Linked DNA regions of Homo sapiens: all the other regions are linked to region 2. Evidence: chromatin contacts called from ENCODE Hi-C or POLR2A ChIA-PET data. All regions are on one chromosome and are shown on one strand. The core of a region is the stretch at or near the end of the contact, and the rest is flanking DNA. Distances in the headings are between cores, read along the strand shown.

Region 1 (2,700 bases), core at 184-2,683, 370 kb before region 2:
ACTGCGTCAAATTTTGATCTATGTTTTGTGAAGGAAGAAAGAGCAAGGCCAGTGGTCAGATCGTGTAGGGCATTTTAGGTCATTGTAATGTGTTACTCTGCATGAGCAGAGGGGTGACTGACTTGATCTCATTTATAGTTTAAAAGGCTCACTGTGTCTGCTGTGTTGAGCGCAGCTTCTGAGCGGGAAGCGGTGGAAGCAGGAGACCCGCAGGGAGGCGGCTTCCTCCGGAGGACAGGGGATGGCATCTCACATCGGGGTGCTGGCAGTGAAGCCAGTGGAAAGTGGTAAGATTCTCAATATATTTGGAGGAACAGCCAACAGTCTTTGCTAATGGAGAGGATATAGGGTATATGAGAGAAAAAAAGACAAAGACGACTCCAAGGATTTTGTCCTGGATAACAGGGAGGATGCAGTGTCCATTCACTGACAGGGGCAGGACTCTGGGAGGGGCAGATCAGTGGGGAAGACCAGGAGTTGAGCTTGGACTATTCAGTTTGAGGTGCTCATTAGCCATGTACGTGATAGTATGGAATAGGCAGTTGGAGATATAAGTATGGAGGTTAGTGGAAGAGGTCCAAGCTGGGGATGAGAGTCTGGTGTCACTTACATGCTGGTGTGTGAGAAGGCCTTGAGACTGCTGGAAGCCACCTAGGGAGTGGTGACACAGAAGAGAAGCCACGTCCTGAGCCTTATGGCACTCCAATGGCAGGATGATGGGGAAGTAAGGAGGAACCAGCAAAGAAGACTGAGAAGCAGCAGCCAGTGATGTCGCAGAAGAAGAGAGGTCATAAGCAGGGACTGGAAAGAAGAGAAATGCCAGGATGAAGTAGGAGGGGCCCTGACAGGTATCAATAAATAAAAAGCAAAAGTAAAAGGTAAAATCACGGGGACTTGAAGTTTATGACAACTTTCTAGGAAGCTTTTCTATTTGTTTTAGGCCTATTTAGTACAATTAGCAGAGACAGCTGAGATTTTTAAAAATTTATTTTTACTCATAGAGGAAAAGAGGAAGAGAGGAATATAAAATTTATTTTTACTACTATTTATTTTACTATTTGACCATTTTTACTGCTATTTTCACTCACTCAAATATGGTTCCCCAAATAAAGTCTTTGCAGCAAAAAGAAAACTCACTTCAAAAGTATCATTCCAGGAATGTCAAATTGCCCAGAAAACCATCAGTTTGTGTATGCTGGCCAGAGGAGATCAAAGACGATCTAACAGAAGCTCCAGGGATGGTAAACAACTACCTTCAAGATTTTTTAAATGACTAAACACTGTCCAGATTTGTTATAGAAAGTGTTTGAGGTTGTGCTAGGGCCTAGCTCTCCAGAGTTCACCTCTTCTCTCTGAAGCTTCCCCCTGCTCTGGGTGGGTGAGACTTCCTGCTGGGAGTTGCCTGGGTTCTGGCCACAGACCAAAGCCTTTCTCTAAGACTGAGTCAAGTGGCACTTCCTGTCAATACTCAATCTGTCTGCAAGCTGCACGGAATGTCAACGCTCAATTCGAGCTCATCTAGACCAACACTGTCCAATACATATCATGTTGTGTATCCTGTCCAAATATACAGCTAGTGGCAAATGCAAGCCACATATGTAATTTAAAATTTCCAGTAGCCACATTTTAAAAAGTAAAAGATGATACAGGGTACAGGAGGGAGAAATTAGAATTATTTTTATTATTATTGCTTCTCGGCCTTTTGGCTAAGATCAATTGTAGAATTATTTTTATTAGAAGGTACTCACACCACCTGTGAAGTGATATAGTGCTATTTGAAAATGGATTTGGATTAGTTGTAAATGTATATTGCAAATTCTAGGCAACCATTAAAAAAAGTAAAAAATAAAAAGGTAAAAAGGAAAAAGTAAAAAGAACCACTAAAAAAGGAGAGAAAATGGAATCATATAAAATGTTCAACTTAAATGAAAAAAAGGCAGAAAAGATTGGAAGGCAAAAATAGGAAAAAAAAAACTAAGGGCAACAAATAGAAAACAGTAACAAATATGGAACATATTAACCCAACTATATCAATAATCACTTTGAATGTCAACCATCTAAATAAACCAATTAAAGGACAGAGATGGTCAGAGTCAATCAAAAAACAAGACCCAACAATATATTGTCTACAAAAAACCCACTTTAAATATAAAGACAAATCAGTTAAAAATAAATGGATGGAGAAAAATATATCATGTTACCACTAATCAAAAGAGCATAAATAGCTATGCTCATTTCAGACAGAGCACACTTCAAAGTAAGAAAAGTTATCAGGGATAAAGAAGGGCAATGATAAAGAGGCCAATTCTCCAGGAAGATACAATAATCTTTAATGTATATGTAACAGAGTGTCAAGCTACCTGAAGCAAAAACAGAGAGTGACAAGGAGGTATTGCTGACTCCACTACCATAATTGGAGACTTCAATATCCCTCTATCGGAAATGGACAGATCGATATAGTTTAACTCAGCAACACCATCAATCAATTGAATATAATTGGCATGTATCTATCTCATCAAACAGTAGCAGAATGCACATTCTTCTCAAGTTCACATGGAACATTCACCACGATAAACCACATTCTGGGCTGTAAAACACACCTTAACAAATCAATAGAGAATAGAAATCACGTAATATCTGCTCACAGACCACAATGAAATTAAACTAGAAATTAGAAAGATAGCTGAAAAATCCCAAAAT
Region 2 (2,700 bases), core at 139-2,638:
GCCAGTACTGCAAACTAGAATTGTGGGCCATGCATGAAAAATCAATAGCAACAAAAGTAAGAAGGTTAGTAACAATGGACACTCATGGACAGCCGTTATCCTGCCAGGTATCGATTTAGACATATTACAATGGATTATCTCCTTTAGTCACCCCTACAGTACTCTGAGGCATATATTATTATCCTTATCTTACAGATATGGAGATTGAGCCTTAGAGAGGTAAAGTGATTTGCCCAAAGTCACACAGTTAATAAGGTGTCACACCACAACTAGAAGTCATGTGTGTCTGCCTTGGAAGGCTGAGCTCACAACATCAAACCTCAGCCTCTTGGTTCAGGGGATTTCCTTCCTGCGTGCAGTTTTCTTTCCTCTCCACTAGCCTGTTGAACTCAGAGCCTGTGTTCACTCTTGGTTTCCCAATGCATATGGAAAAATACCCTCTTTCTTCACTAAATTAACCAAAACCCCCCATGGTGCTACTCACACACCTACTCATCCTTTGCAGGTCTGACTTCTCTCCTGGAGGCTCCCTCACTCTCTTCTGCCAGAAATGAGACCCGGGGAAAAACAGCGGTATCATCTATATCCCTGCTGTACGTGAGGTCACTGAATTCCCCTGATCAGTCCCTCTCTCACAGCTTAGCATCTAGACTTCACGGTCATGGCCTCTTCCCCTCACCTTGTCTGGCAGCAGGGCCGGTTCACACCTTGCATGTGTTCCTTCATGTTTTAGCTCCCAGAGGTAGATGGCAAAATAACCACAACCCTTCTTCTTCCTGCAACCATGCCCTTGAAACATGACCCTGAAGCCCCTTTCATCAAGAGGTAGAGTCTGTTTCCCTTCACTTTGGGTCCAGGCTCGCCTTGTGACCTGCTTTGACCATTAAAATATGATGGAGTCATATTTTGCCCATTCCAAGCCTAGGCTTTAAGATTTCTTACACACATTCACTCTCTTTCGAGACCCCTATGTCTGCCTGGGCTAGCCTGCTGTGGGAAAAGAAGCTATTCGGAGCAGAGAGGCATAGCTCATTGTCCCAGCCAAAGCCTGAGACATGAGAGAGCCCAGCCAAGATGAACACAACCACCCATCCACCCAACACACCAACACCACTGACTGTGGGTGCCTGACAGAGCAAGCTGTGCCCAGACTAAATTGATGACTTACAGAATCTTGAGCTAAACAAATGGTTGTTCATCTTTTTTAAACTACTAAGTTTAGAGATTTCATAGCGGTATCTAATACACTACCCTTTTCTCACTAAGATATCAACAATATCTACATTTGAGTAGCAATCAGCTAACTGCATTTTATTCTAGAACTTCCTGTACTGCACATATTGGAGGACTCAGTCACCGACTTGCCTGTGGTTGCTATGAGTCGCCTACAGAACTGAAAATGGGAAGCAGAACTAGGCTGGTTGTACTCCTAACCACAAGGACACTCTCCTCCTCAAATGAAAAGGCTCTAATTAAAAGGCAGGAAAGATCAGGTATCTCTGGAGTTCACTTTTAAAATTGTCAAAAAAAACCTCAAAGTCGCTTTGCTTCTGACTATCCATACATTGGAAGACTAATTAACTATGACAAGCTGACCAGTGGAGACCATTTTCATAAGGATGACACGATGATGGATGGGTGCATGCTGTTACAATGTCATTGCTAAAAAAGACGTGATGAGTCCAAGTTCCAATTACTAAGATTCATATACAATACAGAGGTCTTTTTCAAGCCACAGAACCCCATTGCAACAGGCTGACGTGTCGTCTTTTCTGTATTTAAGAGACACATTCATGGGCCGGTGACATACTGAGCTATGCATGCTAGGCCTTCTCTGCATCTGGCAGCTGGAACGAGACACAACTAAGTCTTGTTGCTTCAGGGCTTTGGGTACCAAATGAGGCATTAGCACAATAGAAACACCCAACCCAGAGCAATGTTTTCCCATCTTCAGACTTGGAGGCCAAGAGGCAATAGCAAGGACATTATGTAGATATTTATACAACCATTTAAAACATAACCACTCAAAAATGTCAAAACCATTCTTAGCTTACTGGCTGTAAAAAGTAGGCAGCTGGCTGGATTGGGCCCACGGGCTATAGTTTGCCAACCCTTGCCTTAAATAAACAAACTTGTTAGATTTCTCACTAGTGTTATATTTCTGCAGCTAAAGTTCTCTTAGTTACAGAAAATTTCTCTTAGGTACAGAAAATCTGGTCACAAGAAGTTTGAAAAATAAATTAACATAAAATTATATACAGTCACATATTACTAAGATATGTAACGTATTATATTAGTATATGTTATTATAATATACAATTTTATATTATAATAACATATGATATATATTAATATATTACTTGTATTAAATTAATATATGGATATAATAATATATTAATATATAAATATGCTAATATATTTTATATCAATATAAAATATACTATAGTAATCAATTATATACAGTAATATATTAATTATTATTTGTTTCAGCTAAAGTCACAAACTGTTTTCTTTCCTTCACACAAAAGCTAAAGCTCCCTTATATGGTTCCGGATGTTTCCACTAACTCACGGCTTACCTAAATCTCTCAGTTTTGTAAAACAAAAAATACTCCCTTGTTTTACAAAACGGGGAGATTTGTCTAAAAAAAGCAGCAAACAAACACTGATTTCATTATTGGAGGTGGATGGAAGGAAGAAT
Region 3 (2,700 bases), core at 30-2,529, 300 kb before region 2:
AAGTTTGCTGGTTAAAATAATCAGAAAAAATTATTTTAATCAGAACATTAAACCCATAGACATATAAATGCAACGTGTGTGTGTGTGTATATATATATACACACACACACACACACACATAATAAAGTATGTGGTATAATAATGCTAACTATCACTGTGATAATTACTGGTTAGTATCCTCCCAATGCTAAGAACTGCTAGCTCCCCAGCCTTCCCCAGGTCATGGCTCCACAGCACATGTTGAGATTTGACAACACACTGGGGATAAACTGAGCGAGCTGCTGCAGCCAGTCCCCAGGGCTGGTGGGTCACTCCCCAGCTTTGCCTGTCACCCTCCACAGCACACTGGCTGGGAGATCTGTTCTCAACTGGAGAAGGGCAGTGGCTGGGCCTAGCTTAGGGTTGTGTCTCCAGCCCCGGCAAGCACAGCACTTGGTGTGGAGACAATGCTCTGGAACTATTTTGAGAATGAATAAATGAATGAGTGAACAACTGACATGTGTCAGCTTTCTAACAGGAATAGAATTTTAGACAGAGGATAGGAGGAAATGCAGGCTTGCCTTTGCCAGGGGTGAGTGGGGAAGCCAGTCCTGCCTGAGGGAACAGCAGGAAGGGGCCAGGGGCCCAGTGAGCACAGGGGCAGGGACAGGCACCTGCTTCTCTCGTTGTGCACCTTTTGTGTGGTTTGGATTGTTTCCTGTGTGTGCATGTCACTCAAACCCTGCACACAGAATGCCTGGCTGGAGGGGACAGCTGGCCATCAGAGCATTAAAAGCAGGGCAGTAAAAATAGAGACGGGGAAAAGCATAAAGGAAGAACAGTAAAAACAAGAATTCCACATGTAAGCAAAATAGATTTGATTGCAAAATGACTTCCATAAAACCATAGTTTCATATGAATTTTAAAACTAACCTTTTACCGATTATAACAGTAATACATATTCATTGCAGAGAATTTAAGATATGCAGAAAAGCAGACAAAAAATAAAAATCACCCATAATCCCACCACCCAAAATAACCACACTGATGTAGTTTTGCGTCTAGTTTTTTGCTTGTGCACATGTACATTATCGAATATACAATTTTACATCTTTATCCTTTGATTGTCAGGGATAGCCTAGTCCCAGCCCTTGTCTTATATTTAGTTTTATGGCCTGGGGGCCTGGAATTCCAGACAGGTCATTAAAACAGGGACCAGAGATGGGGGAGAGGAAGGGAACTGTCCACTCCTTGCTATATGCCTTTAAAGGCGGGAGACTTGCATCTCCGTTCTGGGGCTATCTGAGGGCTGACTATAAGCCAGAAGCCGCTGATCACTGTGAGCCTCAGAACTATTTCTAGGCAGCCACTTGCTGGCTGCCTGCTGCTGATCCCAGGATGACATGACTTCTACTGCCTGGGCTCACTGGACTCAGCTTGCTTTGGCTGCGTCCCTCAGGTCTGGCTTTCTGGCCACTGGGCTCAACAGTTCAACTTGAATTCAGTACAAGTACAGTATGGGTGGGCTTATGGACCCTTCTCAAGACTCTGGTGAACCAGGGCCTGAACTGGACCACTTGCGAGGTGCATTTGGTGTGTGTGTGGGGTGTGTGTGTGTGTGTGTGTGTGAAAGAGAGAGAGTGTGTTTATGACTGTGTGTGTGTACAAGTGCACATGGAGACTCAGTTTTAGTTCTTGACTGTCTCTGGCCTACAGCCTGGGGTGAATGGAAAGTATCTGCCCTCCCCTGTTCCTGCACAGGCTTCCTGTACAGAAGATCTGATAGAAATGAGACTAGGATTCCAAGCCCAAGACCAGGGTTCACAAAGGTGACTTGATTTCAGAAACGAGAGCACCCAGGTGTCACAACTGGGCCCTAAAGTCTATCTTGGCTCAGCAGCTCTGCTGCTTAACTTCTCATCCCAGAGTGTTGAGTTCCAGCTCCCCAAATCCCACTTGTCTGAGGTCATCATTAGTCCTAGAGCCTGGGCCAGGACTCAGCTCAGGGTGGGAGCCTCAGCGAGAGTCAAGTGATTGCAGGATGATTGAAAGGACAAAGGGTTCTGGGACAGAGAGGAAGGCTGTTCTTAGCAAGAAGAGGTTTTTAGAAATTATAATCCATTTTCCCTCTCAGTGCAAGAATCCCTTCTGTAAATCTCCTGGCAGAAGATCATGTAGTATATACTTGGAGACCCAGTGACAAGGGGCACATGCACTCATTCACCATTGGAGCTATCGGAATGATAGGAAAGTCTTCCATATTTAGCTGAAATGCACTTCTTGGGAGCATCATCCTGGCAGTAGCCCAGAGCAGACCCATGCTGGTGCCCTATGGACAGCTGTGCAGATAGTGCAACGAGCTGCCATCTTCTTTTAGTCCAAGAGCAAGTTTTCCATCTGCTGCTGAGTGGCTCCCTGGCAGAGAGATGGAAGCAGAGTAGTGAGGCCACGATAGATCTGACTCACAGTCTCCTCTTGCTGGGAGCCCAGGGATGGTGTGTTGCCAACTCTGGCCACAGTGGAGTTGAGGGGTTTGCTTTATGGAAAGCAGAGGCAGATGTGGGATAAAGCCTTGACTTAGGAGCCAGGCAGGCCCAGAGAGACCGAACACATTCACCCTTCTGGGCTCTCTGCAGCTCTAATGATTAGGCTCCTGCAAGAACCAGGAGTGACTTCCTTCTCTGAGTCAGGTCTAGTAGTTGGTTTTTTTTCTAATAAGCC
Region 4 (2,700 bases), core at 160-2,659, 510 kb before region 2:
CAAATACTTTCTTCCAGTCTGTGGCTTATGTTCTTATTTTCCTGACAGTGTCTTTCAGAGAGCTGACATTCCTATTTTAGTAGAGTCCAGCTTATGAATTATTTCTTTCATGTATCATGCTGTTAGTATTGTATTGTTGTATCTAAAATGTCATTTCCGGCTGGGTGCCATGGCTCACACCTATAATCCCAGCACTTTGGCAGGCTGAGGTGGGAGGATCGCTTGAGCCCAGGAGTTTGAGACCAGCCTGGGCAACATACTGAGACCTCCTCCTTAAAAAAAAAAAATGCACAAAATTAGCCAGGCATGGTGGTGCGTTCCTGTGATCTTAGCAACCCGAGAGGCTGAGGTTGGAGGATTGCTTGAGCCTGGGACATCAAGGATGTGGTGAGCCAAGATCATACCACTCTACCCCAGCAAAAAGTCATGTCTATACCCAAGGCCATTTAGGTTTTCTCTTATGTTATCTTCTAAGAGTTTTATAGTTCTGCACTTTACATTTATGTCTATGATCCATTTTGAGTTAATTTTGTGAAGGTTGTAAGGCCTTTGTTTAGATTCATTTATTTGCATGTGGATGTTCGGTGGTTCAGCACCATTTGCGGAAAAGACTAGCTTTTCTACATTGTACTGCCTTTGTTCCATTGTCAAAGATCACTGTACCATATTCTGGTCTCTCTATTCTGTTCCATTCATCTACTTTTAATTCTTTCACCAATACCACACTGTCTTGGTTACTGTAGCTTTATAGTAAGCCTTGAAGTTGGAGAGTGTCTATCTCCCAGCTTCATTCCTCTCCTTCAGTATCGTTTTGGCTATTCTGGGTCTTTTGCCTCTCCATATAAGTTTTAGAATCAGTTCGTTGATATCTGTTACTTGCTGGGATTTTGATTGGTATTGCTTTGAAACTATAGATGAGATTGGCAAGGACTGACATCTTGACAGTATTGAGTCTTCCTGTGCAAGAACATGGAATATATCTCCATTTATTTAGTTCTTCTTTGATTTTTTATCAGAGTTTTATAGTTTTCATTATGTAGATCTTATACATATTTTATTAGATTCATCCCTAAATATTTTATTTCAGGGGGCTGCTAATGTAAATGATACTGTATTTGTCATTTCAGATTTCACTTTTTCATTGCTGGTGTGTAGGAAAATAATTGACTTATTATATATTAATCTTATATCTTGCAACCTTGCTATAATTGCTTTTTTTTGGTCAATTTTTTAGGATTTTCTATGTAGAGGGTCATGTCATGTGCCAAAAAAGACAGTGTTATTTCCTCTTTCTTAATCTCTTTATCTTTTACTTCCTTTTCTTGTCTTTGTGCTTTAACTAGGACTTCCCCTATGATGTTGAAAAGCAGTGGTTAAAGAGGACATTCTTGCCTTGTGTCTGATCTTAGTAGGACAGCTTTGAGTTTCCATCCTTAAGTGTGATGTTAGCTGTAGGCTTTTTATAGGTAGTCTTTATCAAGTTGAGAAAGTTCCTCCCCTCTATTCCTAGTTTGCTAAGAGTCCTTCTATCCTATTTCTTAATGGTTTAGTAGATGACTCTGTGGTACTTTGAAGGTTGTTTGCAGAATTTCCATGCCATAGGCAATTTACCTTTCCTTGACATTTGAAGGATTGATGTTGGTGCCAAGTATAGAATCTTCACAGAGTCCTCCTGTAGCTTCTAAAGGTTTAGCTTGAAAATGTTAATTGCTTAACGCTAGTAAGTGAGTGAAAAAGCTGGGGATAAATTTTGTATCTTGCTTATATTTCAGTTCCCACCTCTGTCCTGACAAAACCCCAATATATAAACAGTAAATGTAAGATATATATATTTTAAACATAATAACAAATGTAAGTTCCTTTTGAAATTATTATTTCACCAACTTTAAACAGTATTATCAATTTTTCAAACATTTGGCCAGTGGTTACAATTTTATCAATCTTATTAGTGAGATTCTTTTCTGCTTGTGGGTCTACTTTTACTTTGACTCTTGTCCTGAAATCTCAATTCTATCTTTGGCCTCTCTTCTGAGAGACATAATTTTGTGTATTTAATTAATCTCTATTTTCTATAAATTAATATGATAAAAAGAATCAAGTTGGATGGATCAGAAGTAGAATACAGAGAAAAGAAAATATGGTTAGGGAATTGTGATTAGGTATGTTTAAATACTTAGTTCGTAGACACGACCCCATTCTTTTGTTTTTTCTTTGAAATTTGCCTTAGATTCAGTATTGTCTAGTTCTTAAAATGCTATTTTTTTTCATTTAGCATTACAATTATTTGTGGGAAAAATTTTAAGAACATTTCAGAATTCTTTCACTGGATATTCTAATATGGATAGTAATTCAAAAGAAAGCACAAAGATGTAAAATCACAAAAGATATAAAATATTTAGGTTTTTGTAAAAATCATATATTAGTATGTTTAGCATACATAGAAAATTTTATAAAGTATTATTTTTTTTTTTACTGTGAAACATCATATCAAAAGCACACAATTCCTTAAGAATTTATCTGTTTCTTCACTGAACACTAGAGGGCCATATAGCACCTTATAGATAGAGCGGCTTTCCATATATTTAAATATATTTAATATGTGCTTGTCTTTCTCTCCTACTTTGTGTTTTAGTATAGTATGTCTTGCTCAGAATTTGGAGTATACACTCAACAGTAATTATGTGCACTGTCAGATAATAT

Evidence for each region. A loop is a pair of places that touch in the nucleus more often than their neighbours do. ChIA-PET counts read pairs that join two places held with the same protein, here RNA polymerase II (POLR2A). Pooled maps may share reads with other maps.
Region 1: a loop to region 2 is called in a map with no recorded cell type, with 4 times the contacts of the local background. The contact joins two enhancer-like sites. A Hi-C loop is called at or near these places in 3 of 37 single-sample maps with no recorded cell type and 8 of 50 pooled maps. POLR2A ChIA-PET finds 5 or more read pairs at or near these places in 2 of 52 experiments (OCI-LY7 and naive thymus-derived CD4-positive, alpha-beta T cell).
Region 3: a loop to region 2 is called in a map with no recorded cell type, with 6 times the contacts of the local background. The contact joins two enhancer-like sites. A Hi-C loop is called at or near these places in 1 of 168 maps with a recorded cell type or tissue (ovary), 3 of 37 single-sample maps with no recorded cell type and 8 of 50 pooled maps. POLR2A ChIA-PET finds 5 or more read pairs at or near these places in 1 of 52 experiments (activated CD4-positive, alpha-beta T cell).
Region 4: a pooled map shows a loop between it and region 2 (2.5-fold over the local background). The contact joins two enhancer-like sites. A Hi-C loop is called at or near these places in 8 of 37 single-sample maps with no recorded cell type and 3 of 50 pooled maps. POLR2A ChIA-PET finds 5 or more read pairs at or near these places in 2 of 52 experiments (BJ and CD4-positive, alpha-beta T cell).

What each region holds. Positions count from the first base shown.
Region 1 is chr4:152,254,329-152,257,028 of GRCh38, reverse strand. No RefSeq gene overlaps it. Among named protein-coding and RNA genes, the nearest start is that of FBXW7-AS1, 82 kb to the left of the region's middle. Within about 2 kb of position 1,433, at least 4 of the 41 ENCODE cell types and tissues checked have a DNase peak (open chromatin) inside an H3K27ac peak, as active enhancers do.
Region 2 is chr4:151,886,384-151,889,083 of GRCh38, reverse strand. The region is part of intron 2 of LOC127898557 (a long non-coding RNA gene); the gene reads right to left. LOC102724700 (a long non-coding RNA gene) reads left to right here. Exons shown (of 5, transcript NR_188364.1): 4 at 506-593; 5 at 1,321-2,138. Among named protein-coding and RNA genes, the nearest start is that of LINC03074, 68 kb to the left of the region's middle. Within about 2 kb of position 1,388, at least 2 of the 41 ENCODE cell types and tissues checked have a DNase peak (open chromatin) inside an H3K27ac peak, as active enhancers do.
Region 3 is chr4:152,187,655-152,190,354 of GRCh38, reverse strand. No RefSeq gene overlaps it. Among named protein-coding and RNA genes, the nearest start is that of LINC02273, 88 kb to the right of the region's middle. Within about 2 kb of position 1,279, at least 2 of the 41 ENCODE cell types and tissues checked have a DNase peak (open chromatin) inside an H3K27ac peak, as active enhancers do.
Region 4 is chr4:152,398,105-152,400,804 of GRCh38, reverse strand. The region is part of intron 4 of FBXW7 (F-box and WD repeat domain containing 7); the gene reads left to right. Among named protein-coding and RNA genes, the nearest start is that of FBXW7-AS1, 62 kb to the right of the region's middle. Within about 2 kb of position 1,409, at least 2 of the 41 ENCODE cell types and tissues checked have a DNase peak (open chromatin) inside an H3K27ac peak, as active enhancers do.